Regions from separate parts of the Homo sapiens genome. Here regions 1, 2, 3, 5, 6 and 7 are each linked to region 4. A link is a contact called in ENCODE Hi-C or POLR2A ChIA-PET data. All regions are on one chromosome and are shown on one strand. Each heading gives the region's core, a stretch centred on a gene start or an enhancer-like site at or near the end of the contact. The rest is flanking DNA. Distances are from core to core; before and after follow the strand shown. Region 1 holds the start of CEP41 (centrosomal protein 41). Region 2 holds the start of CPA2 (carboxypeptidase A2). Region 3 holds the start of CALU (calumenin). Region 4 holds the start of NRF1 (nuclear respiratory factor 1). Region 5 holds the start of TNPO3 (transportin 3). Region 6 holds the start of IRF5 (interferon regulatory factor 5). Region 7 holds the start of TMEM209 (transmembrane protein 209).

Region 1 (4,091 bases), core at 1,479-3,978, 830 kb before region 4:
CATTATTGTTAAAGAAAAAAACTTTTGTACATTTGATAGTTGAAAAATGGGATCTAGTTATCTTGCTCTGTATTTTTTTTTTTTTTTTTTTGAAACGGAGTCTCGCTCTGTCGTCCAGGCTGGAGTGCAGTGGTGTGATCTCGGCTCACTGCAAGCTCCGCCTCCTGGGTTCACGCCATTCTCCTGCCTCAGCCTCCCGGATAACTGGGACTACAGGCACCCGCCACCGCGCCTCGTTAATTTTTTGTATTTTTAGTAGAGACGGGGTTTCACCGTGTTAGCCAGGATGATCTCAATCTCCTGACCTCGTGATCCGCCAGCCTCCCAAAGTGCTGGGATTACAGGGGTGAGCCACCGCGCCCGGTGCTCTGTGTTTTTTTGATATGTTTATTGGATGTTTTTCTTTTATCAGTTATCATTTTGTACCATTTGCCTATTTTTTACAAATAGAGACACGGTCTCACTGTGTTGCCCAGGCTGGTCTTGAATTTTTGGCCTGAAGTTATCCTCCTGCCTTGGTCTCTCAAAGTGCTGGAATTACAGGCGTGAGCCATTGCCACCACCATTTGCCTATTTTTTCAAAGTAAGCACTTGGCGTTCGTTTTGATCCAGTTTTGGCATAGCAGGATCCAAAAGGAATCCTAAAGAGAAATACATGATGTTAAAAGTCTTTTGGTTTATAGCTTTAAGCTTTCCAAGGATTCCATTGAGGCCAAATGTGAAGGAAAGGGGTGACTCTTTTAAAGGAGAGTCTCCTTGGACCACAACACCCCCCGCTCCCCACCCGCCGGCCAGAATCAGAATTGAGGGATTGGGGAGGGAACATGTATTTAAATTACCCCACCCAGACACACAGACACACAGTCAGTTGGATCCAAGAACCAGCCGGGTTCTATAATCTCTCTATAATGCTTCCTGTGCAGTCCAAATGTGACAACCACGATGACTAGTGAGGCAAGTAAACCAGATGTTCTCTGGAACAAAAGAGAGACAACCGTACAAAGAAGTGAGCCAAAACACTGAAGAATGGAAGTTGAATGGACTGTTGGACCTACTTGTACTTTCTGCTGTTTTGGCTTTTTGACTGTTGTTCTTTAACTTGATTAATGCATTATCGCCCATCTACTCAGTTCCTCAAGTTAGAGAAACTATAGCCATCTTTGATGAATTTCTATTCCTTGCACCCCTTACCTCTTCTCATGTATACTATTGATTTTACCTACACGTCTTTAAATCTCTCCTTTTCTGTCTTTCTCACCACCTCTGAGTGTAGTCCCCTATCATCTCCCTCTCTCCTTTCCCGTTATTCTATCCATAATCTCTATGGTTACCCACAAGGTGCACCAGGTAAGCATACATTCTAAATACTAATGAATCTAGAAGTTTCTGCTTGCTATGCAAAAGCTTCTAGATTAACATTCTTCCCTCTGCCTCCTTCCAATTTTTTGCAGCCTTCAAACCCTTCCTTAGCAGAGGAGTGAGAGACTGAGAATTTTAGAGGGGTTAAAGAACTGGCAAAGATTATGGAAATTAAGACAAAACTTAATAAACATGAAAGAGTGACATGAAAAGTCCAAGAAGCAGCTGTGGCCAGAATTCAAAATTCTGGTCAAGCAGCACTGACTGGCAACATGATCCAAGGTGTAGCCCTAAGGTTGGGTTGCTGAAGTGCCTAAGAGAACAAGGGCATGTGAGGCCATGTTGTTGAATGGGTCATCTCACAGACCCTGAAGTAGCTCAAATGTGTGCTATTATTCACTAACAGACAACTGGCGAGTATGAACTGCTCAGAGTAACCTTTCTCCATTCCTGGAAAAACAACTTAGAGCAAAGGACAAAGGGTTACTGTGTTGTTCCTTTCATGTAAAAGGAAATAATAATTTTGATGGATTTGGTGGGACATTTAGGAGCCAAGTCAAACTGTGTGTGTAATTGTTTTGTAAAGGTGCTAGGACTTCATTTTCAGATCCGGAATGGGAACAGGTGGTGGCTGGTGGCAGGAGTCACAATGGTTTCCATGACGACGGGATTGGGTCCTAGTCATCCTCCCATTCTCCACAAGACCTACTGCAGCTTTTCTCATAAGGTGCTTATTAAGTATTTGTTAAATGAACGATGAACCACAGAATAGCGCGTGTGCTTTGCAATTAAGGATGTCGCTCTATAGCTAGCCTAAAAGCTTTTAAAGCACCGATAATTACTGTATTTACCCATGTATTTTGCATAATTCGCATATTAACTTAACCAGAAAATAATAAACCATACTCTCCCATTTCTGCTGAACAACCCTGGCCCATATAATATTCCCTGTTGTGGAATCAGTAGCCCAGATGTTTGGTTGAAACGGCCATAAAACGGAGCTGGGGGATGGGGAGTCTTGTGTTGTATTTATGGTTCCACATTAGCTAAAACTCGTGTTTTGTCCCGGCTCTCAAGCCACTGCCCCCGCCCCCGGCTTTGCGCAGGCGCCAGCCTTCCCCTCCCCCCGCGCCTCTCTTCCCGCCCTAAGGCTGGAGCCGGCGAGCCCCAGCCCAGAGAACAAAAGGCCTCGCTAGCCGGCGTCCCGCGTTGCCCTTGGCAACCATTGAGCGGCGTCTTGCCCTTCTGCGACCCTGAGATGAGAGAGTAAACGGGGCCCCCATTGGCCGGCCGGGGAAGACGGGCCAATCGGAGAAGAGGGTATAGGGAGGCGGCTGAACAAGGTTGTGGGGGTAGGAAGCTAGGGTTAGAGGCAACCCGTGAGGCTAGAACCCCGAACGTGGTCGGTTGGAGAAAATATGTCCCTCCGGAGGCACATTGGGAACCCTGAGGTGAGGGCCAGGTCTCGGCCGGAGAGCCGGAGGGGGCGGGCGCACCGGAAAAGGCTCATGTGGGCAGGGAAGAGCAGCCAGCGACTTCCGCCGCCCGGAAGGCGGGAAGGGGCCGGCGTGAGGAGGGGTCGGGATGCAGGGGCGGGGCGGGCCGGGCTTGGGGGCCGCGGGGCAGCGTTCAGGACCCCGTTTTGAGGAGCGATCTCTCCCCGCGTACGCACGCCAGTACTTGTGACTGCGAGGAGCGAAGTACCCAAAGACACAGCCCTTGCCCTCAAATGGCTTACAGTCTCGGAGTGACAGTTACAAAACAGAAAAGACAAAGGAAGCGCTGCACACTAATGGCACGTGTTGAAAGCCAGCCAGCATCTCTGATTGTGGGGATACAGGAAGAGCAGGAGTAAGCTGACCAAACCTTTGGAAAACGGGCAAAATAGGACATTAGGCTTACCCCTCTCTCCATAGGACCCTTCAGTTTCTTCATCTGTTTCACCGCTAGTCCCCTGCTGCATTTGTGGCAGTTTCAACAAACGTTATTGGAAACTTCCACGGTGCAGTAGGTGCTAGACGTACAAAGAAGACAAGGCCTCTGCCCTTTAATAAATTGCGTATAGTGGACCAGGCGCGGTGGCTCAGCCTGTAATCCCAGCACTTTGGGAGGCCGAGGCGGGCGGATCACGAAGTCAGAAGTTTGAGACCAGCCTGGCCAACATGGCGAAACCCCGTCTCTACTAAAAATACAAAAATTAGCCGGGCGTGGTGGTGAGGCGCCTGTAATCCCAGCTACTCGGTAGGCTGAGGCAGGAGAATCGCTTGAACCCAGGAGATGGAGGTTCCAGTGAGCCGAGATCGTGCCATTGCACTCCAGCCTGGGTGATAAGAGCGACTCTGTCTCAAAAAAATAAAAATAAACAATAAATAAATTGCGTCTAGTGAAGGAGCCTGTGAACAGAATTTGAGTACAGTGTGGTCGGGGAGCAAGATGTTACGAGAAAATAGGTAGTACTCAACTGAGGGAGTGAGAGAAGGGTTGTGGAGATGGAAGGGGTGGCAAGGCCATTCATTAGCCAGGTGAAGCATCATCCCGGGTAGAACAGCCCAAGTGAAGGTAAGGAGTGTGTGAACTCAGAACAGGCCCCTGTAGGAGTCCAGGCTTTCTCTGCCTTGCTGAGGTTCTTAGCCTTTATCCCAAATAGGAGTTGTAACTGTTTCATCTCTTGGTGGCTGCCTGGTACTAGGCTGAGAAAGCTGTAAGGCTGAGTCTAAGCCCTGCAAGAGAGC
Region 2 (3,789 bases), core at 555-3,054, 660 kb before region 4:
TTAAAGTTACCTTTCCCATAGCTAATGAGTCAAATAAAACCTGCTGCTTGTGGAGTGTTATAGCTTTTAATACTTGCCTGTTCCTGTTGTTCAGAAGTAAGTTTTTAAAAAGTGGAATAATTTGGTGCTTGTAAGAGGAAACAATTCATATGTGGGTAGTCCTAAGATTTTGTTTTTAATGGTTTTGGGGGTTTTGTTTGTTCTTTGATTTTGTCAACTGAAAATGTATCAAGGTTCCATCCCCAGACCCCATTCATGGGGCCCAAACATGGGGCATGGCCAGAGATAGTTGGGACCCTGACAAATTATGTGCCGTGCCTCTCTTTACAAACACACACACACACACACACACACACACACACACACACACCCCCTTAATAGGGAATGAAGGATGAACAGGAAAGAGAAATCTCAAAACAATCAAGCACATCTCTTTAGGAAGAGTTCCCTTGGTGACAGAGTTTCCCCTTCTAGCCTTTCTCCACGTAGGCAGACTTCCTAAGTCACTGCCCCAACTGTTTGTGCAGTGGGGAAGGAATCAATACAATGAGCCATGTACAGGGACCAGAATATGGGTCTTCTGAAACCAAGCTCCATGCAATTTCCTACGAACTCCAGTGGAATACAGAAGTGATGGAATGTGAGCTCTTCGAGGCTCACCTGCCACAAATGGTCTGAAAATTCTTCCATTTAAGTCTCATTATTTTCGGTTAATGCATGGACTCCCAGGAGTCCTCCTTTAAAATGGGAAGGCACTGAGAAAAGTAATACAACAGGGTCATATTTCCTGGTGTGTGTTCTAAAGAATAGTAGTTCTTTGAGTTACTCAGTGAAAGAAAGAAAGAAAGAAAGAAAGAAAGAAAGAAAGAAAGAAAGAAAGAAAGAAAGAAAGAGAAAGAAAGAAAGAAAGAGAAAGAGAAAGAAAGAAAGGGCAAGCTGGGAGCAGTAGGTAGTTTATGATTAAAAAAAAGAGTACATGCTGCAACCTAGATCCCCTCTTATAGATTTATAATGCACACTGATTTAGCCAAGGCTCCTAGAAATCCTATAGTTTGTTTAATCCTCTGATTCCCACATTTATTTGACCAGTGGCTTTTTGGGACCAAACTTATTTGATTGCTTTCTTAGCTCCCTGGACCACTCTTCAAAAAATGCTGCCTGAAACCCTTCATAGAATCATGAAGCAAAGTACTTTGGAGCAAAGATGAGTCCTCCAAAGCCAGGAGAGGAGGAGTTGAGCTGAAATCTATAGCCCTGGCCTTTCTACTTCATGAGGTTCCACCACCTAGGTGCTGAATCTAAAGATCGGGGGTTAGGGCACAAGGGCTAACGTGGATGGTAAAGCCCAGAAGAGCAGGAGGAGGTGGGAGAGTAGCATTGACACCCGCTGAGTTGCCTGGAACAAATGGCCACACAGCTGTATTTTCCCTGATGTCTATCATCCCTACAGTCTGATCACTGGAGGGAAAAATGAGTAAGGACAGAGAGAAATAGGGTTATGTGTGTTCAGTTTTCACTTTTGTCTTTTCCTTTAAATGTCATTCACCTCCTTTTTGATCATCCACTCCTTTTTTTCACACTATTGACTTATCCCCAAATCTAAGAGAACTTCTCTGAAAACACTGAACACTTATACCCATTTACTCTGTAACAATCAAAGCCTCCATCAATCAGGTAAGTAAAATTCAAAGAAGCACCAGAAAGCATAACTTACCCCACAAATGTTTCTAGACAGTAGATATGCCCAAAAAGGGCACCAAAAAACAGGATCAACCTCATGGCCATGGGTTTTCCTGGAGTCCAGAATTCAGAGTCCTTCCTGAACTTTATTTGTAGGGATGGCAGCTGAGGGTGATCTGCTGGCCTTCTGAGAACTCACGTGAATTCCCACATGGGAAAATTCCCACCTGCATGTGAAATTCTCAAGGTTGTAGACATCCACCTGTGTGATATCACCAATGTGTACATGTTCCATTCCTAGGATAAGATAACAAACTTTGATGGAAAGAGAACAAAATTGCTAGAGCATACCAAGGGCAATATAGTTATGATTGAGACCATAAAACGCCACTAGCTACCCTGTGATAGAAGCCAGATTAATAGACCTAGAGGTTAAAGTCTTTTCTGGGTCTCTGACACACACACAAAAAAAAGGCCAGAGCATTTATAGTAATTACTCAGGCATCCTGTCTATCACATTCCATTAGTTTGCTCATTTGTTTATTTTTATAATGTTTACCTTGAAACACTGCAGTCACTCAGTCCACATCTGCTGAGTGTCCCTGTAGATGTGGCCCATTCCAATCCTCACTCTACATTAAAACAAAACAGAAGGCCTTTTAATATTCAATTTTGCACTTTCTCGAAAGTGATCCATCTGCATTTGCACCAAATTGATATCCCTCTTTCTGTGCTTTTTCCCAAAATGAAAATGTCTTTCTGATGACATTTCCTATAACAAGCAACAATGAAGTTGCTTGTTATAAAAAGTGTGAATTAAAAGAAAGTGTTTTCTTTAACCATCAATAATTCTTCCATCCAAAGAAAACCATTTGGCATATGTCTTTCCAAATTTCTTTCTCTGCTTTCGAGTTTTTTTCTTAAACAAAGATTAGACCATATCACGTATACTGTTCTTTAAACAAAGGTGATCTTTTCTTGTTCATAAACATAGATCTACATTAATCTGACTTTGTTCTTCATTGCTTAAGAAGAAAATATAACTGCTTATTTTTAGAAACCATAGTTTATTTAATTTTAGTTGTTCATACACGTTATATTAAGCCTAGAAAGCCTCAACCACAACAAGCAGCAAGGAAATTTTCGTCTGTCCTTTGTGTGTCAAATTTATCAGCACACACTTTAAATCTCTGGGTTTGCATTCTCAAATATCTGCTTTAAGGGGAAAGGTATATACACAGTGTTTCTGATTTTAAGAATGACTGGATTAACTTGGTTTTTCATTCTCCTGGGAGTCAGAGAGAAGACAGAAACCAAAAGGCAGAGGCCATAATTCATCCTCATGTCTCCAGCACCTATCAAATAAACAGTAGTTCAATAAACTGGAAGTATGTACTTGGAGAATCAATAAAAGCTTCCTGGAAAAAATCAAGTTTCAGGCTGGGCTCAGTGGCTCACGCCTGTAATCCCAGCACTTTGGGAGGCCAAGGCAGGTGGATCACGAGGTCAGGAGATCGAGACCATCCTGGCTAGCATGGTGAAACTCCGTCTCTACTAAAAATACAAAAAGTTAGCCGGGTGTGGTGGCGGGAGCCTGTAGTCCCAGCTACTCAGGAGGCTGAGGCAGGAGAATGGTGTGAACCCGGGAGGCAGAGCTTGCAGTGAGCCCAGATGGCACCACTGCGCTCCAGCCTAGGCAACAGAGTGAGACTCCGTCTCAAAAAAAAAAAAAAAAAAATGGAGTTTGAGCTGAGCCTTTGTGCCAAGGCAAATGTGAAAAGAGCCTGGATTTCTGGTGGTAAGAAAATATAAGCTAGACAGGGAACCAGGGGAGAGCACATGATACACAGCTGGGTTAAGGAGGAAACTTAGCCTAGCAGAGCAGAGACTTGAACCTGGGAGTGGTGGGGAAGGTAAAATACCAGAAGGTGGGCTAGAGGGCAAAGGATCTCACAATCCAAACAGAGGAGTACACACCAGATGATATGGAGAGCCTTGGAAGGTTTCTAAGCAGGTAACTGATTGATGAGGGCAATGCTGAAAATGGTGAACCTTGCAGGATGGTGCCTGGCAGAGATCCTCTAAGCAGGGAGCCAAATATGAGCCTCT
Region 3 (3,854 bases), core at 15-2,514, 870 kb after region 4:
GGCAAACTCATTTTCTTGACAAATACAACTTAGAGGTTATATCTGGTCCCTCATTTGGATTATACTATATAAATTCTTCAGTGATTACTGTCGTTTGGTATTTGGTTAATTAAATCTACTGAGTGAGGTCAAACTTGCATTTGTCTTGTGTCAAGTTCCATTCTATGGCAGACTAATTTAACAGAGATTCCAAGGTTCTCTGCCTCCAAGCTGAATAAGCTACTAGAACAAAAAACAACTAGAAGCCACCTTATTCCCAATTCATTAACGTTGACTTCATGGTCCACACCAGAAAATGAACGCAACTCAATTCTCGAAGACACTATTCTAGAATTTTATACACTTAGGAATTCAGATCACAGGCTCAAAAGTTTTAGCAGGAGACCCACGGAGCTTGGGCCTTGATGCAAAAGCAGCTTTTGAAACTGCAAGCCACTCTACGCTTAATCGCGGCAGCTATAGGGAATTAAGTTTATTTCTGACCGCAGCATGCTAAAAATCAGTAGGATATGGGGCTAGAAGCAACAAAAAACGTAACAAAAATTAATTCCCCAATAAAGCTTTAAAAACTATTTTCCGTCGCTAACTGAAGTACGTAGCCAAATATGGAAGCTCTAAACATTCAGCTTTTCTTTAAAATCATAGATATCACCTAGTGTCGTCACTCGTTCTCTCCCCCCTTGTTTCTGCACCCTTTAGGTGAGTGAACACGACCTTGGCAGATGCACCCTACTGTCGGGATGTGGCCTTGGGGCGGAGCTGGCAGATACAAGCAGGATGGTGAGTGGAGGCGGCAAGGAACTCTTACAATAACACTATCCAAATGCCCTCCGACCTTCCGGAGGCAAAAAATGACCCTCTGGTGCCAGAGACTCGGTGAGTGGCGTGACCTAGAGATGGAGGACCAGGACGCAGCAAACCAGGCACAGAACAGTACCCAACGGGACAGAGTTCCACCGGACCAGCCCCCTTCCCAGAGCGCGCGGTAAGACGGGCGGCGGCCTCCATCCCAGGCTGCACACAGAGGGTCCCGGGATCTCCAGCAGCATCAGGCCTGGGACCCGGGCGCCAGCAGAGACAGCGGCACCGAGTGAGGCAGTCCCCTGCCGCGCCAAGAACAAGACCGGGGACAGAAAGAAAGCGAATAAAGATGAGGCAGTGGTGAAGGGGCTGGGCATCACCGTACTTACCTTTCCTCGTAGCCCCCACAGCACAGGATGCCGTGGCCGCCGCTCACCCACCGGCTCAGCTCACGCGCGCAAGCACCGCCCAACCGGAAGCGGGTCCGCACCCCGCCCTCATCCGCCTCGCCGGCGGCCTCCCGACCAATCATCAGCAAACCCGCCGCTGTCGCATAGCGTCCCCGAGTAGCCATTGGTCTAACAATCGCATAGCCGGGATTGGCTGGAAAGCGCCACGTCCCCGGGACCGCGCCGAGTTGCGTGGAGCGGATTCCCGCCCAACTCTCGTCCCCGGGATTGTTGGGACGGCGGGCTCCAGCCCCAGCCCCAGCCCCAGCCCCGTACTGCGGGTGGCGTGGGCGCGGCCGTGTGGCCGCCACGTCCCCATTCACAGCTCATGACTCTGCTTCCACAGGGCTTCTTAGACTATCCTGCTAGTTATCTTCATTCCCACAAGACCACCAGGGCGGAATTAATCCGACTGAATCAGTCACCAACTTTATTGAACAATCCCAACTTTTTCTTTCCCTTCAGCGCTGCGCCCTGCGCTATCTACAGGAGGCTCTTCAGTCTTTGGCACCAGTGTATCTTTTAGCTCCATCTCCCAACACTCCCCCTCATCTTGCGCTCTGGGCACCATCATCTGTTTCCTAACAACCGGTCCTTTTTCATCTCTTAAGATTTTTGATCAAGAGGCTTCCTCTGCCAGGAATAAGTGCGTTTTCCTGATTTTCTGCCTTGCCAATAGAAGTCCCAGTTCAGATGTTAGCTCTAGAAGCCTTCCCTGACCTCACTAAGCATAATTCTTACCTTATTTACCATCATAGCTGTTTATAGCTTCAGTACACTTTGCCAAATTCTGCTATAAAATGTAGCTTATCCATCTGTCCTCTTCTAGAGTAAGCTCCTGGGTAGGTATCTGTCTATTCATCTTTATATCTGCAACTCTGAGCTTACTGCCCAGCTCAGTAATGTTAAGTGAAGGGAATGGGCCGAACCCGTTGCATGTCCCTGAAAATTTAATTTCATGTCATGAAATTAAAACAAATATCAAATAAAGGCTACTATAGCTTCAACACAAATGGAATGTAAACCTGTGGCATTCTTAGCACATAAAGCCTCTGTAGTTTAAAATCAAATTGAGACAAGTTGTAAACTCATGAAACAGTTAAGCTCATGAAAGCAAGCTAGTTACTGTCAACGTGAAAGGTTTACAACTAATCCTTCTGGCATTCAAAGGAGTGTCAGTGACCCTTGGTGGTAGTCAGGGAAGGCTTCAGAGGAAGATATGACTAAGGCTGGACTAAGGAAGTCCCAAATGGACTATTCAGCAAGAAGAGTAATAGGAATAAGGACAAGTGGAGGGCAGAGTGGGAGGTAAATTCTCAGGCCAGGTAGCAAATGAGGAAGGTTAAAAAAAGGGGTGGGGGGAAACAATGAAAGAAAAGCATGGATAGTAAGTTTGGAGAGGTAATGGAAGATCTTGTCAATTTGAGGAACCTGAACTGAAGACAGTGGGAACTGTGGGTCTTCCTGGGAAAGTTTCTAAGCTTGTGCCTACAGGGAAGCCATCTAATGGGTATTAACAATAAAACAGGCTACCTCAGGAGGCATTATTTCGAAAACAGTTTTTAAAATACCTCCTTAAGGATCACTTGAGGCCAGGAGTTTGAGACCAGCCTGGGCAAAATAACGAGACCCTTCCTCCCCCTATCTCTACAAAAAAACAAAAACTAAAAATTAGCTGGGTGTGGTGGCACACACATGTAGTTCAAGCTAGTTGCTTGAGCCCAGGAGGTTGAGGCTGCAATGAACTATGACTGTACCACTTCACTCCAGCCTGGGCAACAGAGCAAGACCCTTTCTCTTAAAAAATAAAAATAACAACTCCTTAAGGTCAGGCACTGTGTTATGTGCTGGTGAACCCAAAGTAAACAGGACATCGTCCCTGTCCTCAAGGAACTCAGCTTAATGGTGCGCCATCCATCCTGGAATTGTCCTAGTAAAGGCTAAACAGGTAGTGAGGGTGCCAGAGATAGGGCCCTCCAACCCTGAGGTTCCCTAATGGAGAAGGGCCTGGCCTAGCAAGGGAAAGGGAAATGGAAATGAACCTTTATATACAAGAGTTTTTTTGTTTGTTTGTTTTGTTTTGTTTTTCTTTTTTTTTGAGATGGAGTTTTGCTTTTGTCGCCCAGGCTGTAGTGCAATGGTGCGACCTTGGCTCACTGCACCTCCGCCTCCTAGGTTCAAGTGATTCTCCTGCCTCAGCCTCCCAAGTAACTGGGATTACAGGCATGTGCCACCACGCCTGGCTAATTTTTGTATTTTTAGTAGAGACAAGGTTTCACCATGTTGGTCAGGCCAATGTCGAACTCCTGACCTCTAGTGATCCGCCTGCCTCGGCCTCCCAAAGTGCTGGGATTACAGGCATGAGCCACGGTGCCCAGCCACAAGAGAGATTTTAAAAGTGGAAATAAGTCCTGAGCTTAGTGACCACTCGAATGAAAGAAATGAAGAAGGAGCACTCAAAAGTTAAAAGGTTTAATCATGGGAGACTAGGAGAATGAGCTAGGTGCATGGAATGAGGGAAGTCAATTGAGTTCAAGACATAGGAAGTCTATGTGATGGCGGAATAGCCAAAGAGAAAGAGCCAAGAGCCTGGAGGAGATATTT
Region 4 (3,746 bases), core at 204-2,703:
ACAGATGATGTCCCGGGACAAAAGCTCTGCCCAACACTGCCCAAGCTGACAGGCTCACTCACACTACCTTTCTCCTTATGCGTCTCTCAATACGCAGTCTCTGAACACTTAAAAAAATGTGAATTTTGCTCTGACCACATAAAGAAATCAGCACGATTGACACCAGCTCTAAAATAAGCAATTAATATATTCTAATCTAATGCTTAAGAAGAATGGAGAGCAGGCAACAGCTCCTCCAACTGGTTGGAGCAGATATCACTGGAAGCCCCCCAAGTATTAAGATTTTTAAACAACTTCAAGTTCTGGTGGGCACAGCCAAATACACTGCAGAAACTTTGGGACCAGCAGCCACGACACAACAGGTGAGAGAGGCAGCAGACATCATTGCACGATGGAGTGCACAACATTCAATGACAAACCCGAAAAGGTCTGGGGATATGGGAAAATACCATGCACACGGCCATCTCAGAGCCCCTGTCTTTCCAGTGGCAAAAGGTTCTGTTCCTTCGGAGGGGCGTGCCACTCCCCCTCTCCCTCACCCAGGGGACCACCACCCCAGGCACAGGAAGAACCGCGGCCCCTCCGCGGGCACATCTCAGCTGGGGAAGAAAACACAATGTCGCTCCTTATTTCTGCGTACAAAAGGACTTTGCGCCCTCCTCCTCGAACTGCCGCCCCGGCCACCTCCTAACTTGCAAGAAGGTGGGCAACGCGCCATATTCCAGCGTCCCCCAGTCTACCTGGGTAACAAGCCCACGCCACCCCGGCAGGAGGGAAGCTTCGGAGGTCGCCCAAAGAGCCAGCCTCCTCTCCCGCAGGAGACAGCGGCTCCCGCGCCCCAGCCCGGCCCCACCGCGCCGCCCGCCCGCCCGCCCGCGTACGAGAGCCGGGAAGGGCCGAGGGGGCGAGCCGAGAGCCGCGGCTCCGGTCCCGCGCAGCCCGCCCACCTCCCGCTCCCGGGCCCGGCGCACTCTCCCGCGCCTCCCGCTCCCGAGCTGCGGGAAGGCCGGGCCCCGGGTTCCACGGCGGGGAGAAGGCCGCGGCCCCGAGAGCCCCAGGCGGCGGAGGAGGCCGGAACCCTGGGGCTCTCGGGAGGGCAGCGCCTCCCTCCCGAGCCCGCCAGGACGCCTGGGGCCTAGTGCGGCCTGCGCATCCTCGGGGTGGCGGTTTGGCTGGGCCGGGCCGGGGCCCCCCGCCCGAGGCGGGCCGAATCCGGCGGGGGCCCAGGCCCAGAGCCGGGGGCGGCAGGGTGCCGGCTGCGGGGCGGGCCGGCCGGCCGGCGGGCGGGCGGCGTGTTGCGGCTGCGCCGGGGCTGAAATAGCTGGAGATTGCGCGGTAGGGCACTCACCTCAGAGCGGCTGCGCTACCGTGGGCCTGCGCCGTGGAGACTGCGACCGCGCCGGCTCCTCGCAGCCTCCTGCCACCAGCGGCAATGGCGAGCGCTGCCGCTTCTGCCGCCGCCGCCGCCGCCGAGGAGGGGGAGGGGAGGGAGAGGGCACGCACGCGACGCACGGCCCGGCTTCCCCGCCCGGCCGCCGCCATGATGAGGAGGTCGGCGCGGCTGTGCTGCGGGCAGGCAGCGGAGAGGGCTCGCGGCGAGGGCTCCAGCTTACCCCGCCGCCGCGTCGCGTGCACGGAGCGCTTCAGAGGTTTGGAGGGGGCCGGAACCTCAAAAGCAACTGGATGAGCACAACGCGGACGCCCCGGAGAAGCGGCGCAAGCGGGCCCAAAATGGTTGCTGATCAGACGAGTGGCATCTCTCGCCCCCCTACCGCGGGAATTGGGACCTCCAGACTGTGCCTGGGGGATCGGCAAGTGGTTCCCCTCTGGTTTTTTCGGCGCTGCCTTCCCGGTGGTATCCTCACTCTCTCTCTTTGAAATGACCTCTGCTTTCCTATCTCTAACTCTTCCCAGATATTTGAAAGCAAGTTTTTGTACAAAGCAACATATGAATGTATTCAGCCATTCGATCGTTCGGCGAACATTTCTAGGTGTCTCGTGCTGTGCCAGATATTGTTCTGAGTGCGCTGAAGATGCACCTGTTAGCAAGACAAAGTCCTGGCTCCCACGGAGCTTATTCGAAGCAATAGGGGCCCCCAAGCAGGTGCCTGAGAAGTAGGGAGGGGTGGACAGTGGGAAAACAACCTAACGGTGGAGACACACGAGGGGTCTTTTTTTACTTTTAGAAACGGGGGTGGGTGGTCACCCTATGTTGCCTAGGCTGGTCTCGAACTCCTGGGCCCAAGCGATCCTCCCGACTCAGCCTCCCAAAGTGCTGGTATTACAGGACACCATGCCCGGCAGAGGGGTCGTTTTTGTTGTTTTTTTAGTGTCGTCAGGAGACTCCCTCCATCAGAATTACTCAGGCTGATTGTTTTGAGTCCTGGGACCCAGTTGGTATCCAGAATCTTGGCTTGTTTGCCTAGGAACCTGCATTTTCACATCCCCATCTCCACACCCCTGGTGATTCTTATGCATATAATAATGTGAAAAGCATTGCATTGAAGAATTGCTAAAGGGTGTCAGAAAACGGATTAACAAAATCAGGAAGCTTTAATTTTCAAGATTCTATTAACCTCAAAATTCAACATATCCAAAAATTGAATGTCTTTTTCTCCAGTGTTTTCTAGGAGAGTGCCAACACTAGCCACCCAAGTGCTCAAGCCAGAAACCTGGAAATGATCCATTACTCTTTCCTCTGTCTCTGGAGTCCCCATGTTAAATTAGATGTGTTTGTTTGTGAGACAGATTCTCACTCTATTACCTAGGCTGGAGGGCAGTGGTGCAATCATTGTTCACTGCAGCCTCGACCTCTCTGGGCTCAAGGATCCTCCCACCTCAGCCTCCCCAGTAGCTGGGACTACAGGTCCCCACCACCACGCCCGGCTAATTTTTGTATTTTTAGTAGAGATGAGGTTTCATCTTGTTGGCCCGGGCTGGTCTCGAACTCCTAGGCTCAAGTGATCTGCCTGCCTTAACCTCCCAAAGTGCTGGGATTACAGCCGTGAGCCACTGCACCCAGCCCCAATTAGATTTTTAAAACTGTTGTTCCCTGTCAGTTCTTACTCTGGTTCAGGCTACTGTCATCTCTCCTAGAGACACTGCGGTAGACTCCTCTTGGTCTCCCTGCCACCGAAATTGCCCTCTCCAAATCCACTACAGCTTGAATGGTCTTTCAAGAAAGAAAATCATGTTTTTTCCCTGTTTAAGACTCTTAAAAAGATCTGATTAACACGTAGGATAAAGTCTAAAATTCTTTGAGGTGGCTACAGGGCCATTGGTGATCTCATCCCTGTTGCCATCTCTGACCTCATCTGCCACAGATATTTCTCAGGCTACACTCAAAACTGGGAAGCTCTCAGGTCATTTAAGCCTGGAAATTGTGCCACCTCACAACTGTTGCAAGGGCTGTTCCCTTTGCCCATAACTTCATTTCTCTCTACACCATCTATGCACTTACTTGAATCCTCACCTGAATAATTCTTACCATTCTTTCAGATCCCAACATTAATACCATCGCCTCCAGGCAGCATTTTTTCATCTCCCAAGATTGGGTGCATTAGACCCTTTGTCATCACACCCAGTACTCCCCACGTTTATTGAGCGCTCACGATGCGTCAGGCCCTAGTGGAAGCCTTTATGCACATTATCTTCTTTCTCATTTAATTATCAAGTAGAGCCCACAAGGTAGGTACTACCTTTTTTTTAACTTTTGAGACAGGGTCTCACTGTATCTCCCAGACTGG
Region 5 (3,774 bases), core at 417-2,916, 560 kb after region 4:
TGGGGCTCATTGTTTGGCATTGATGATGTCTACGAATTCGGGCTTGAGGGAAACACCACTCATGAGGAAGGCAGCCACGTCAGGCTGGCTGGCCAGCTCCTTGCAGGTTGCCTTGGTCACAGAGCCTCCATAAATGATACCAGTGCTCTGAGCCACTGCATCAGAGATGTTGGACTTAAGCCATCCTCGGAGCTTCTTGTGTACCTCCTGGGCCTGTTGGGGTGTTGCAGTCTTGCCAGTACCAGTGGCCCACACGGGATCATAGGCCAAGATGACCTTGCTCCAGTCCTTCACATTATCTGCGATGACCTTTGTCTGCTCAAAAACAACCTTCTCAGTGATGCCAGCTTCCCTTTCATCTAGCTTCTCCCCAATGCAGGCGATTACTCCGAGTCTCTCTGCCAGAGCATGGGCCACTTTTCTGCCCAATCAGCTCATCTGACTCCCCAAAGACACGCCTTCTGAGTGCCCCAGGACCACACCACCCACGTGACTCCTAAGTCTTTGACCATGCCAGGGCTGATCTCCCCAGTAAAGGCCCCATTAGTCACTTTGTAGCAGTTCTGCGGAGCCACAGCAATCTTGGGAGCTAGCTTCTGCCGGGCCAACTCGTTATACGCAGTGGCGAGAGCACAAATCACCTTGGTGTCGGCAGGCACAGTGGCCGCGTTCTGAGTGCCGATGAGCTCCCCCAGACATTTCTTCCGCCCGTTCATCTTCCAGTTCCTCCCCACGAAGAACTTCCTGGAGGGCGCCATGGCGCTGGAGCTGAGGCGCTGTAGGTCAGTGTCAGCGCCTAAAACGGGTTTTATTAATACTTGGCAAGGTTGTTAGGCGGATTAAATGAGATCTTGTAACTACAGTGTTTTACACATTGTGATCATTTATCAAATAGCAGTTATTTACTAGTGCAAAGGACTAGCAGCAATGTTAATATCAATATACTGTTACCTTTTGTCCCTAATTTCTCCATAGTACAGTTTCCAATATTTCTGTTTTCTTTTGTGAATTGTTAGACCACTGGTATTGGATTCGGACAGAAAGGCATTCACAAAAATACAGTTCAATGTGAGAATAACCCTAAAGATGTATGCAAAATGCTCTGGAGTTAGAGCACCAGGAGCTGTAAGCAGAATGAAGACCTCTTTTGGGCTTAAGAACTAAGTAAAGGGGAGCTGAACAAAGATTCTAGGCATTTTGGATTTATCTCAATGTGGCACATATTTCAGGTTTGTAAAATAGTTCAGTTGACTACGTGTCTGTCTCCTCCACTAGAGCCAGCGTAGGTACCATGTCTTAAGTCATCTTTGGATCTCCAGTACTGTGGCCACTCTAGGGAGAGTTGAATTGACGCGCCTTGATCACCAGGGCAGAAAAGGATTCTCTGGAGAGGGATGGGGCAGTCGGAAGGGGTAGGAAAAACCTGGATCCGTTTCCAAGGAGCTGAAGGCAGCTCAGATATGGGGCACATCTCGGCGCTAATGTCCCAAGCTGCTAGCGAGGAACAGAGAGAACACCGGCTCTTCTTCCCGGCTCCTGGCCCGGCAGGGTTACTTCCGGGAGGGGGCGGGGAGACAAGAGGAGGCGTGCCGGGAAGGAGGCCGTTTGTAGTGTACCAGGCGGAAGTGTGCCAAAGGTATCGGTGCTGTCGCTTCCGGTCCGGGTAAACGAACCTTAGGTACACTGGTGTGTGGCCTCCCAAGATAGGCTTCTGAGGGCAAGTCAGCGACTGAAGACGGGAGCGCCAGAATCTGTGGACTCAAGAGTCTAGAATCAAGTGGAAAAACCGGAAAAAAGGCCAGGAACCTGAATACGACCTAATAGCTGTTTCCGAGGGGGCAACTTCCACGGAGAGCCTTCTGCCCTGGTAACGGCCAAAGAGGAGGAGATGGCGCCAGTCAGGGAGCGGCCGTGGCCCAGACAGTGAGGAAGCGCGAAGGCGGAGCAACCGAGGAATCCTCCGGAGAAGAATCAGAGCCGTCGCTACCGCCACTACCGCCACCACCATGGAAGGAGCAAAGCCGACATTGCAGCTCGTGTACCAGGCAGTGCAGGCGCTTTACCACGACCCAGATCCCAGCGGAAAGGAGCGCGCCTCTTTTTGGCTTGGGGAGCTGCAGCGTTCGGTGAGGGGCCCAGAGAGGCAGTTCTGTGCCGCACGGCCGGGGCGGGGTGGAACCTAGGCTCCGGGGGAGAACCTGAGCCCGGCAGTTGACCTCGTGAGGTCCTCCTTGGGGAGGAGCTGCTGTCGTGGGGTGGGGCTGCGAAGCTACATCTTTGCCGCTTTTGGGAAACTAGTCGCACCTGATCGGTCGCGAACTGGCCCTTTCCCCACCCGGCAGAATCTGATTTGTAGGTCTTATACTCTTCGATTGTGGCATCAATCTAATCTTGTTTAAGTTCTCCCTTTGCCGTTGCTTCTTGGGCCGTGCTTTTCCGTTTTGTCTTCCTCCCACCAAATCCAACCCCAGTGTTTCTCCACCTTCCGCTTAAGAAGGCTTTATTCGTCTCCCCTCCGTGTCCAAGACTTGCATCTGGCATTTTGCTCCCAGTCGTAGCCTTATGCCTCACTCTTTTTGCCTATTTTCACTCCAGTTTGAGTCTGTTCTTCTCGAAACTTCTCAGGTTTCTAGATTCTTACTCATGCGAGTTTTCCCCTTGCTTTGGAGTGGCAACATAATATGAAGAAAAAACAGTAATTCTGCTTTCAGAAAATCTTTGGAGTTCTCATTTTGTTTCATATTAATCCTCTAACCTTGTTATTTCTCTGGCTTTTAGATTTTTATTTATAAGATGGGTATCACTGCTGCTTTGATTATTCCATATAAAACTGTGTGTGCATCCGGTGAGATATTTAATTGTAGCTTATATCTGTTGTATTTCTGCATTCTTTGATTCATGTTTTATGCTTCCTGCCCTAATTTTCACACCTTTGCTGTGCTTCATTTCTGTGTAAATGTGTATTCTTGGTTATCTGGCTGACTTAGGTTCTAATGTAGGATGTACTTTAAAAATTAAGTACTTTGAAAACTAAAGAGGCTTTTTTTACAGGCTGACAAAATACTCACCTTTACCTTTATTTTTGCATTTTATACTCACAACCATATTTTTTTTGGCCCCCTTCCCTTTATTTTAACTCATAACTGATACTTAAAGGTGCTCTGCCTTATTAAATCAGCTCCTAGGCTGCAAGTGCATAATATTTAAAAATTTGCAACTTTGACTTTTTAAAAATCTGGTCTTGGTATGGAGCAACTTTGCCTTTTTTTTTTTTTTTTTTTTGAGACAGAGTCTCGCTTTGTCGCCCAGGCTGGAGTGCAGTGGTCCCATCTCAGCTCACTGCAACCTCCTCCTCCCGGGTTCAAGAGATTCTCCTGCCTCAGCCTCCCGAGTAGCTGGGATTACAGGTGCCTGCCCTGACACCCGACTAATTTTTTTTTTTTTTTCTTGAGACAGAGTCTGGCTCTGTTGCCCAGGCTGGAGGAGTGCAGTGGTGCTATCTCGGCACACTGCAACCTCCTCCTCCCAGGTTCAAGTGATTCTCCTGTCTCAGCCTCCTGAGTAGCTGGGATTACAGGCACACGCCACCACACCCAGCTAATTTTTGTATTTTTTAGTAGAAACGGGGTTTCGCCATGTTGGCCAGGCTGGTCTCTAACTCCGACCTCAGGTGATCCGCCCGCCTCGGCCTCCCAAAGTGCTGGGATTATAGATGTGAGCCATCGCCCCCCGCTGCAACTTTGACTTTGAATATTAAACCTAAAAAACTGGCAC
Region 6 (3,562 bases), core at 792-3,291, 670 kb after region 4:
AAAAGGGCTAGGTCTAATTCAGACCACCCCAATCAAGGCCCATGACTTTGGAAGTTCGGTGTCAGAACAGGTCTGCCTGCCAGGCTCCGGAGTCTCTGGGTGAAATGTATGGAGCCCTAGACCTAAGTCAATGGACCTGAGCCCCGGAAGGTGGGGAAATCCAACAGCCTGAGGAAGTCCCTACAATTGTGTGAGGCAGCGAAGCATCCAGTGGGCAGCCCTAGAGGACCTGCTGAGGTGGGGTAAGCCCACAGCTCACCCCAGGGCCATGCTGGAGTCCCAGGAGACAGTGCCCCCACCACCACCCAGGAGCTGCAATTCATGGGCACCAGGGACCCACTAGGGGAGGAAGTGCCACAGCAGTCCTAGTAAGAGTGGCCAGACAGCAGGCGCCCTGCTGCTCCCAGGGTTGGTCTGGGTCACATGTCTCCTTGCAAACCCACACCCAGCTCAGGGAGAGGACAAGGGGTTCCCTGTACAGGCCCTGACCCCCAAATCCCACCCCTCCGGGTCAGCTGCCCACACCCTGGGCCCTGCTGCCCACCTGGTCCAGACAGGCTGAGGCTCTGGGGCAAAAGGTGCCCAGAAAGAAGCTTCTTTCAGCTTCCTCCCAGGGTCAGGGTAGGGGAAGACCAGGGTACAGGGGAAAAACCCCAAAGTAGGGCCTTTAGATAAAAAGGGGTGATTTCCCAGTGCTTCCCTTGACTCTTGGAACCCCTCAGCCCCAGCACCCCAGGCCCCATAACTACTGGGGGTGGGGGCAGGAAGGGGAGGTCTTGCCAGAGGGCCTCCTGAGGGGCTACAGTTTCCTACATCGATACAGCCGAGCCCTCTCTGGTTCTGGTCACTTATCCCCATTCTGGGCCCTCGAGGAGCCCAGGCCCAGCCCAGTCCTCCGCCCCTGCTCCCCCCTCCCCTCCGCCCCCACCCCTCCCGCGTGCTCCGCTGGGGCACACCCCCTGGGCCAGCCCGCGGAGCCACCCCCACCTCCAGAGTCGGCCTCTGGACCTCTCCTCCTGCTGCTGGAGGAGCAGCACCCCGGTCCTCGCCCTGCTGTGTTCAGCGTGGCCGCGAGGCTGGGAAAGTCCCCCACTCCAGCCTCTGCTCCCAGGTACCCGCTCCCGCCCCTCCCGGGGTCCGGAGACAACCATCTCCCCACGCATCCCGGCCATGCTAGCCTCACTTTTCCTCCACGTTTAGCCTCTTCATTGTTGCCTTCTTAAGTTCTGGGACAGGACCTGAGGAAACCAGCCCAGGAACTATTGCGCCCCATCCTTTTCCGCTGCTCGGGGGACGAGAGTCTGCCATTCCCGGCCGCGAGCCCAGGGACGCAGCCTCTACCTGACACCATCTTCCCCCAAACTCTTGCACAGTTCCTGCCATTGGCCTGAAGATCCCGGGGGATGAACGCTTTAACCTCAACCTCTTTTCCGAAAGGGTGAGGGTGGCCCGGTAAGAGCAAGGGCGAGTGCATCGAAAGTAAGGATCGGGCCTCGCTCCTCTGTGGTCCAAGCCAGCCTCCAGCGGGGCTCCCGGGAACCCCCATTCTGGGCGATGGCGAGGGGGAGGGAGAGCAGCAGAGCCGGCGCCCCCCGCAGCGCTGCCCACTCCGCCGCCTGGGTCACTGGGCTCCCCGGGCGCCAGCACCCCAAACCGATCGGGGCGTGGGAGGCGCTTTGGAAGTCCCAGGCCGGCCGGGCGCACCCTGCTGTAGGCACCCACCCGAGCTCGCTTTCCAGGCGCAGCTGGACGCGGACCCCGCCCTACTCCAGTCTTCATCCCGCCGCCCGCAGGTGCCTGGGGGGCGCGGGGCCCAGTCTAGGCCTAGACTTGGGGGCAGTAGCCGGCACCGCTCCCGCCACCCTCGGGGCGCGCCGGGCGCGGACGCAGAGAGGAGAGCGCGGCGGCCGGGACCCACCTGTCTGCGGTGCGCCTGCGTGGCTGCGCCAGGGAGCACCGGCCGGGCGGCGGGACCAAGCTGAGCTCTGCCCAGGCTGCGCCTCCCGCCGGTCCGCCAACCTGCCGGGCACTTCCGCGTCTTGCCGCCCCCGCCCCTGGGCAGCTGCTGCTGAGCTCCGGGCGCGGGCAGTGCCCCGCCCCGCCCCGCGAATCCACTCCGGGCCCCGCACTGACCTGGCAACTGCAGATCCGGGCTGAGCCTCGGGCCAGGCCCAGGGCCTCCAGGGAGATGCCAGACGGCGCGGTGCCCTAGACTGGCCACTGGCTCTTTTGGCAATCTGGAATGGCAAAACTGTCATTTGACAACCCCGTACCTCCCGCTGCAGTGCTCAGTTGGGCCCTGGGAGAGGGTGGGGTGCTTCCCCACTCTGGTCCTCCGGGGCTGCACACAAATGAGGGCGCAGTGTGGCCGACCCACAGCTCCAGGCCCTCCTCTCGCCTGCCTACACCCCTGGCGAGGGTGGCTCTCGCCCTAGAACACAGTCGCTGCCCCCAGGATCCAGACACCCCTTCCAGATGTGCTTGCAGGCGGGAATCCTCTAGTCACTCTGTGCCTTTCTCATCCTCAAACCCTGCACCTGTCTCGCCCCAGCTCCCCTAAGTCGCCTTCCAGTCATCCCAGGGGCAGCGGCGTGGTCGCCTGTCCCACCTCCTCTCACTACTACCTTGACCGTCGACCTGTGGTTCTGAACCGTTTTCGATTCCATAAAGAACCTCACCCCAGAACCTCCACCTTCACACACCTCCTGTTCCTTCTCATGGAATGTTCTTCGCTTGGTAACTCTTGCTCTTCAAAATTTCTGTTTCTGAAATTTTCAGCATCGCCTTCTCTGGAAAGTCTGCCTTGACTTCCCCTCCCAGGTGGGGTTCCAGGGTGCAAATAGCTTCCTGGTTGATTTTGCTTATGATTTTGTTATGGATTGCCAGGGGTTTGGTCCAGGTCTGGCTGCTCACCGCACAGAAAGCCTATCACTGAGACAGCGAGTATTGCCAGGGAAGACTTTATTCCGGTGACATCAGCCAGTGAGCTGTTGAGAGGGGAGACAAACCTCCAATCCATCCCTCCCCTTGACTAAAGTTAGGGGCTTATATAGCAGGGAAGGAAAACAGGAGGGACAAGGAAGAGGAATTGGTCAACAGGCAGCAGGTGTACTGATGTAAGTGTCTCAAGCTTCAGTTCTATGAGCATCTGGCTTTTTGGAAAATTCAGCGGGTTTCAATTTTGATGTCTGATTTCCACTCGAATCAGCTTACTCAGGAACCTCCCTCCTGTCTTTTCATTGTTCATTTTATTTTATTTTATTTTTTGATATGGAGTCTTGCTCTGTCACCCGGGCTGGAGTGCAGCAGTGCGATCTCAGCTCACTGCAACCTCTGCCTCCCCAGTTCAAGCGATTCTCCTGCCTCAGCCTCCCAAGTAGAGACGGGGTTTCACCATGTTGGCCAGGCTGGTCTCGAGCTCCTGACCTCAGGCGATCCACCCGCCTTGGCCTCCCAAAGTGCTGGGATTACAGGCGGGAGCCACTGCGCCAAGCAGAGCCTTGTATTTTTAACAAATAAAGTAGTATTTGTTGATGAATCAGAACTTTGACCTTCCCTCCCC
Region 7 (3,896 bases), core at 255-2,754, 590 kb before region 4:
GGCTCAAGTGATTCTCCTGCCTCAGCCTCCAGAGTAATTGGGATTACAGGCGCATGCCACCACGCCCTACTAATTTTTTGTCTTTTTAGTAGAGACAGGGTTTCAGCGTCTTGGCCAGGCTGGTCTCCATCTCCTGACCTCGTGATCCGCCCGCCTCGGCCTCCCAAAGTGTTGGGATTACAGGCGTGAGCCACCGCGCCCGGCCGGTATTCTAATTTTGATTGCACCTTGAGCCCTTTCACTTTGAACAATTTTCCAGTTAGTTCATCTCTAAATCTAAAACTAGAGCAAAACAACATTGCTGCTAAAGCAATCTAAAAATGATAAAACTTAACAGCTCTTCAAGAGCACAGCATACCTGCCGATTTTCATTAATATACAATACCACGTGGTATTAATCTTAGGATCATTTTAGGAAAAACTTTGGCCATTGGACATACATGATGTAATCCACTAGCTTACTGTGGCATGGCTTAATGTTTTTATTAGGAGGCACACTTCAGAACAAGTCCCCAGGCCCTGGGTTTCTGGCTGTGGACTCTAACGCGTCATCTCCTCCAGGAAGCTCGCGAGAGCTGGGGCTGGGCTGGATGCGCCTCCTTGGGGAGCACTGCATCCACCTCACCTGCCACCGAAATGCATCTGTGGGCCTCCGCTGGGGTTGAGCTCCTCTGGGTAATAACCAGGAAGGTCTTATTTTCTATATCCGTGCGCCTGGCTCAGCGGCACACTTGTAGGTATTTGTGCTAAATAAAACAAAGCTCAACCTTTTCCTCAGGATGAGCAGCTCTTCCAAAAAATACATACGAAAATGTGTTATTATTTTTAACCTCAAAACCACTAGCAACTTCAATAAAACAAATTTTGGGTGTGCTTGTTATTGCTGCACCCTATTAAACAGATTAAGAATTTAGGCCGGGCGCGGTGGGCCACGCCTGTAATCCCAAAAGGCGGTGGGAGGCCAGCAGGCGTTTGGGAGGCTGAGGCGGGCGGATCCCTTGAGGTTAGGAAATCGAGACCAGACTGGCCAACATGGCGAAACCCTGTCTCTACCAAAAAAAAAATTACATGGGGTCAGGACTCTTGACATAGATACTTTAACACAGGGGAAAGAAATGCTTTGTCACTGATGGTGTCTGGCCACTTTATCACGCCACTCTATCCTACGGTGAGCCGCCCTACTTAATCAGTTTACACATGTGAGTCCATAAATGCCCTAGGGAAGCTAAAATTATATTAATAGATACAAAATTCAGCTTGTTACAATTATTACTTTTTACTGCGGGTTCAGAGCCTGGTCTGAATTTTGCTGCTTAGCTTTCTCCCGCAGCTGAGTGGGAGCCGCAAAACCGAGACCTGTTTCCCTGGTAACGCTCCGAGCGCCTGGGCCTGCGACCCCTCCCTTTCTCGCGAGAAGAGACTACCTAGTTCTTCCGGTAACTTTAGAGCCGCTTGCCGGTGGCCTCCCGCTTGAGCTTGGCTTTGCGCATGCCCAGAGAGAGTGGCGCGAGCCTGCGTTTTCCGGCCAGAGGACATGGTGCGTTTTCGGGGTCGTGTTTGTGCTTCCTGTCTTGGAATCTACGCGGGTTGTGGGAGTTCCGCGCCTGCTGATCTGTCCTGGGTTCAGCCAAGGGGGATGTGGCTAGGCGTTCCGCCTCTCTAGGGGAAGGGAAGAAAGAAGCAATAGGGTTGCTGAAGTTCGTGCCCAGGAGCCGGGGAGGGAAGCTCTGGACTGGGAAATTGGGACGCGGGGGCTGAGTGGCGCGAAAGCTATTGCTCTGTCCTCTGTGGGATACGACTGCTTGTCGCTGGAACAAGTTTTGCACGGTCTGTAAGAGTTGAGCCTAGCTGAAGAAAGGAGGAATTATAAATCCCAAATGTGGACCAAAACAATGCACGTTTTCCCCTCTCTCCCTCTTACTCCGCTCACCACCCCATCATAAGTACGTGCCCTTCTAAAACTTGGATCCTTGTCCTTTATCCACACACAAAAGGGAGAGCCCTGGAGTACAGCTGTCCAAGTGCAGAGTTGTTGAGATAGTAATGGCGTCTGCATGAGGATGTACAACAGTCTTTATGACTTACAGCAGATATGGAATATAGTCTCCCAAAACTTGACATTTTGAGTTTCTGAAGTTAGCCTTTTGCCTAGTCCGTGTAACATACCCCAAAGACAAAATACAAAGTATTTCTAGACATAACCCTTAAATTACAAAATAAGACATTTTTATGTATTGGAAGTATTAAATTGTTCTTAAATAACCAGCCACGGCTGGGCGCGGTGGCTCACGCCTGTAATCCCAACACTTTGGGAGGCCGAGGCGGGTGGATCACAAGGTCAGGAGTTCGAGACCAGCCTGGCCAAAATGTTGAAATCCCGTCTCTACTAAAAATACAAAAATCAGTCGGACGCGGTGGCGGGCGTCTGTAATCCCAGCTACTCGGGAGTCTGAGGCAGGAGAATCGCTTGAACCCGGGAGGCGGAGGTTGCAGTGAGTCGAGATCGCGCCACTGCATTCTAGCCTGGGAGACAGCAAGACTCCGTCTCAAAACAAATAAATAGATAAATAACCAGCCACTTCTCTGTTGATTACACTGTGATGCCAATTAAGTTACATATAATTTTGGGTTCCCTTTTCATATACTGATATTAAAATGGAAGAAGTTTTGATAAAACATTTTAAAGATGAGAGAAGGTATATGCGGTTTCAGTTACCTTTATAAGGGATGCAAAATTTGGTTTTTAAATGGAGCAATAGTTTCTTCTGGTTAATTCCTGTGCTTTTTGTTTTTTCATAGATGCAGGGGGAGGCACACCCTAGTGCTTCCCTTATTGACAGAACCATCAAGATGAGAAAAGAAACAGAGGCTAGGAAAGTGGTCTTAGCCTGGGGACTCCTAAATGTATCTATGGCTGGAATGATATATACTGAAATGTAAGTGAATCAGTCCAAAAAAAGTGAAACTTTAAGAAGCCAGTGGCTGGTTCCACAGGTTTTTGTGTTTGTTTTTGATTTTTGGTGTTTTTAGGTTCACTGGAAAGCCTTTCTAATTTTTTTTCAGGACTGGAAAATTGATTAGTTCATACTACAATGTGACATACTGGCCCCTCTGGTATATTGGTAAGTAAGTAATTTTCACTGTAACTTACATTTACCAATAAAAAACTGCCTTCAGGTTTAATTCAGCTTAGTATACATTTCCTTATTCAACAAGTATTTGACTGCCTGCTGGGTTGTAAAAACTGGGAATACAGCAGAAAGGGAGCAAGGTAAATCCCTGCTATTATGAAAGGAACATTCTGTTAGACAATCAGATTAATAACACTTCAGGTAATTATGAGTTCTGTGAAGAAAAATAAGTTTAGAGGTTAGTGAGATTTGTTTTTATTACTCTCCTGAAATGCGCTTTCTGTGTCTCTACCTTTTTACTTTTCAAGACCAGCCCAGATTTCTGCTCCATTGATGCCTTCCTCAGTTTTCACATTCTTTCCTCTCTTCTTGTCTGCTCTTCCATAGTCATTGGGTATAAAGAGTCTTTATGGATGTTAAAGTAAATTTCATAGTCTATACACATTAAAGTCTTTCACAGGGAGATAGTGTGCCAAGTTGGGAGAGCAAGGGATTTGCAATCAGCAGACCTCAGTTAGAATCATGGCTTCACTAACTAACTCTCTACTCTTGTAAGAGTCACTTGGCTTCTGAATAATGTTGGTTTATATTTAAAATGAAGGTGAAAATATTTATTGTACAGGGTTGCTAGGATTAGTGCTATTTTGAAACTCACTAGTAAATTACCTACACATAATTTTTTTTTTTTTTGAGAAGGAGTCTCACTCTGTCACCCAGGCTGGAGTACAGTGGCACAATCTCAGCTCACTGCAACCTCCACCTCCC

Evidence for each region. Hi-C counts contacts between places; a loop is a spot of excess contacts on that map. ChIA-PET counts read pairs that join two places held with the same protein, here RNA polymerase II (POLR2A). Pooled maps may share reads with other maps.
Region 1: a loop to region 4 is called in a map of ascending aorta, with 18 times the contacts of the local background. The contact joins the promoter of CEP41 here to the promoter of NRF1 in region 4. A Hi-C loop is called at or near these places in 3 of 168 maps with a recorded cell type or tissue (CD4-positive, alpha-beta T cell, ascending aorta and naive thymus-derived CD4-positive, alpha-beta T cell) and 11 of 50 pooled maps. POLR2A ChIA-PET finds 5 or more read pairs at or near these places in 2 of 52 experiments (Panc1 and activated T-cell).
Region 2: POLR2A ChIA-PET joins it to region 4 with 12 read pairs in IMR-90. The contact joins the promoter of CPA2 here to the promoter of NRF1 in region 4. POLR2A ChIA-PET finds 5 or more read pairs at or near these places in 2 of 52 experiments (IMR-90 and PC-9).
Region 3: a loop to region 4 is called in a map of naive thymus-derived CD4-positive, alpha-beta T cell, with 18 times the contacts of the local background. The contact joins the promoter of CALU here to the promoter of NRF1 in region 4. A Hi-C loop is called at or near these places in 1 of 168 maps with a recorded cell type or tissue (naive thymus-derived CD4-positive, alpha-beta T cell), 1 of 37 single-sample maps with no recorded cell type and 8 of 50 pooled maps.
Region 5: a map of CD8-positive, alpha-beta T cell shows a loop between it and region 4 (7-fold over the local background). The contact joins the promoter of TNPO3 here to the promoter of NRF1 in region 4. A Hi-C loop is called at or near these places in 4 of 168 maps with a recorded cell type or tissue (CD4-positive, alpha-beta T cell, CD8-positive, alpha-beta T cell and head of caudate nucleus) and 15 of 50 pooled maps.
Region 6: a loop to region 4 is called in a map of GM12878, with 4 times the contacts of the local background. The contact joins the promoter of IRF5 here to the promoter of NRF1 in region 4. A Hi-C loop is called at or near these places in 1 of 168 maps with a recorded cell type or tissue (GM12878), 1 of 37 single-sample maps with no recorded cell type and 7 of 50 pooled maps.
Region 7: a loop to region 4 is called in a map of CD8-positive, alpha-beta T cell, with 4 times the contacts of the local background. The contact joins the promoter of TMEM209 here to the promoter of NRF1 in region 4. A Hi-C loop is called at or near these places in 5 of 168 maps with a recorded cell type or tissue (CD4-positive, alpha-beta T cell, CD8-positive, alpha-beta T cell and naive thymus-derived CD4-positive, alpha-beta T cell), 1 of 37 single-sample maps with no recorded cell type and 17 of 50 pooled maps. POLR2A ChIA-PET finds 5 or more read pairs at or near these places in 1 of 52 experiments (CD4-positive, alpha-beta memory T cell).

The regions. Positions count from the first base shown.
Region 1 is chr7:130,439,653-130,443,743 of GRCh38, reverse strand. It overlaps CEP41 (centrosomal protein 41), which reads left to right and starts at 2,728. Exons shown (of 11, transcript NM_018718.3): 1 at 2,728-2,810. The coding sequence starts at 2,778. It overlaps LOC105375505 (a long non-coding RNA gene), which reads right to left and starts at 1,990. Exons shown (of 3, transcript XR_927973.3): 1 at 1,056-1,990; 2 at 855-974; 3 at 518-641. RefSeq lists an enhancer at 2,288-3,042.
Region 2 is chr7:130,264,878-130,268,666 of GRCh38, reverse strand. It overlaps CPA2 (carboxypeptidase A2), which reads right to left and starts at 1,804. Exons shown (of 11, transcript NM_001869.3): 1 at 1,715-1,804. The coding sequence starts at 1,785.
Region 3 is chr7:128,736,769-128,740,622 of GRCh38, reverse strand. CALU (calumenin) reads right to left here and starts at 1,264. Exons shown (of 7, transcript NM_001219.5): 1 at 1,191-1,264. RefSeq lists an enhancer at 928-1,027 and silencers at 1,308-1,447, 1,518-1,657.
Region 4 is chr7:129,609,427-129,613,172 of GRCh38, reverse strand. It overlaps NRF1 (nuclear respiratory factor 1), which reads right to left and starts at 1,453. Exons shown (of 11, transcript NM_005011.5): 1 at 1,349-1,453. RefSeq lists enhancers at 166-305, 1,986-2,035 and a silencer at 606-1,595.
Region 5 is chr7:129,053,003-129,056,776 of GRCh38, reverse strand. It overlaps TNPO3 (transportin 3), which reads left to right and starts at 1,666. Exons shown (of 23, transcript NM_012470.4): 1 at 1,666-2,126. The coding sequence starts at 2,007. It also overlaps the pseudogene TPI1P2. RefSeq lists a silencer at 528-822 and enhancers at 528-822, 1,634-2,133.
Region 6 is chr7:128,936,406-128,939,967 of GRCh38, reverse strand. It overlaps IRF5 (interferon regulatory factor 5), which reads right to left and starts at 2,041. Exons shown (of 9, transcript NM_001098629.3): 1 at 1,919-2,041. RefSeq lists enhancers at 1,065-1,134, 1,168-1,751, 3,419-3,562 and a silencer at 1,415-2,174.
Region 7 is chr7:130,203,014-130,206,909 of GRCh38, reverse strand. It overlaps TMEM209 (transmembrane protein 209), which reads left to right and starts at 1,504. Exons shown (of 15, transcript NM_032842.4): 1 at 1,504-1,537; 2 at 2,800-2,936; 3 at 3,064-3,122. The coding sequence starts at 1,535. It also overlaps a transcript of SSMEM1 not described here. RefSeq lists enhancers at 1,240-1,349, 1,410-1,589, 1,266-2,065 and a silencer at 2,727-3,021.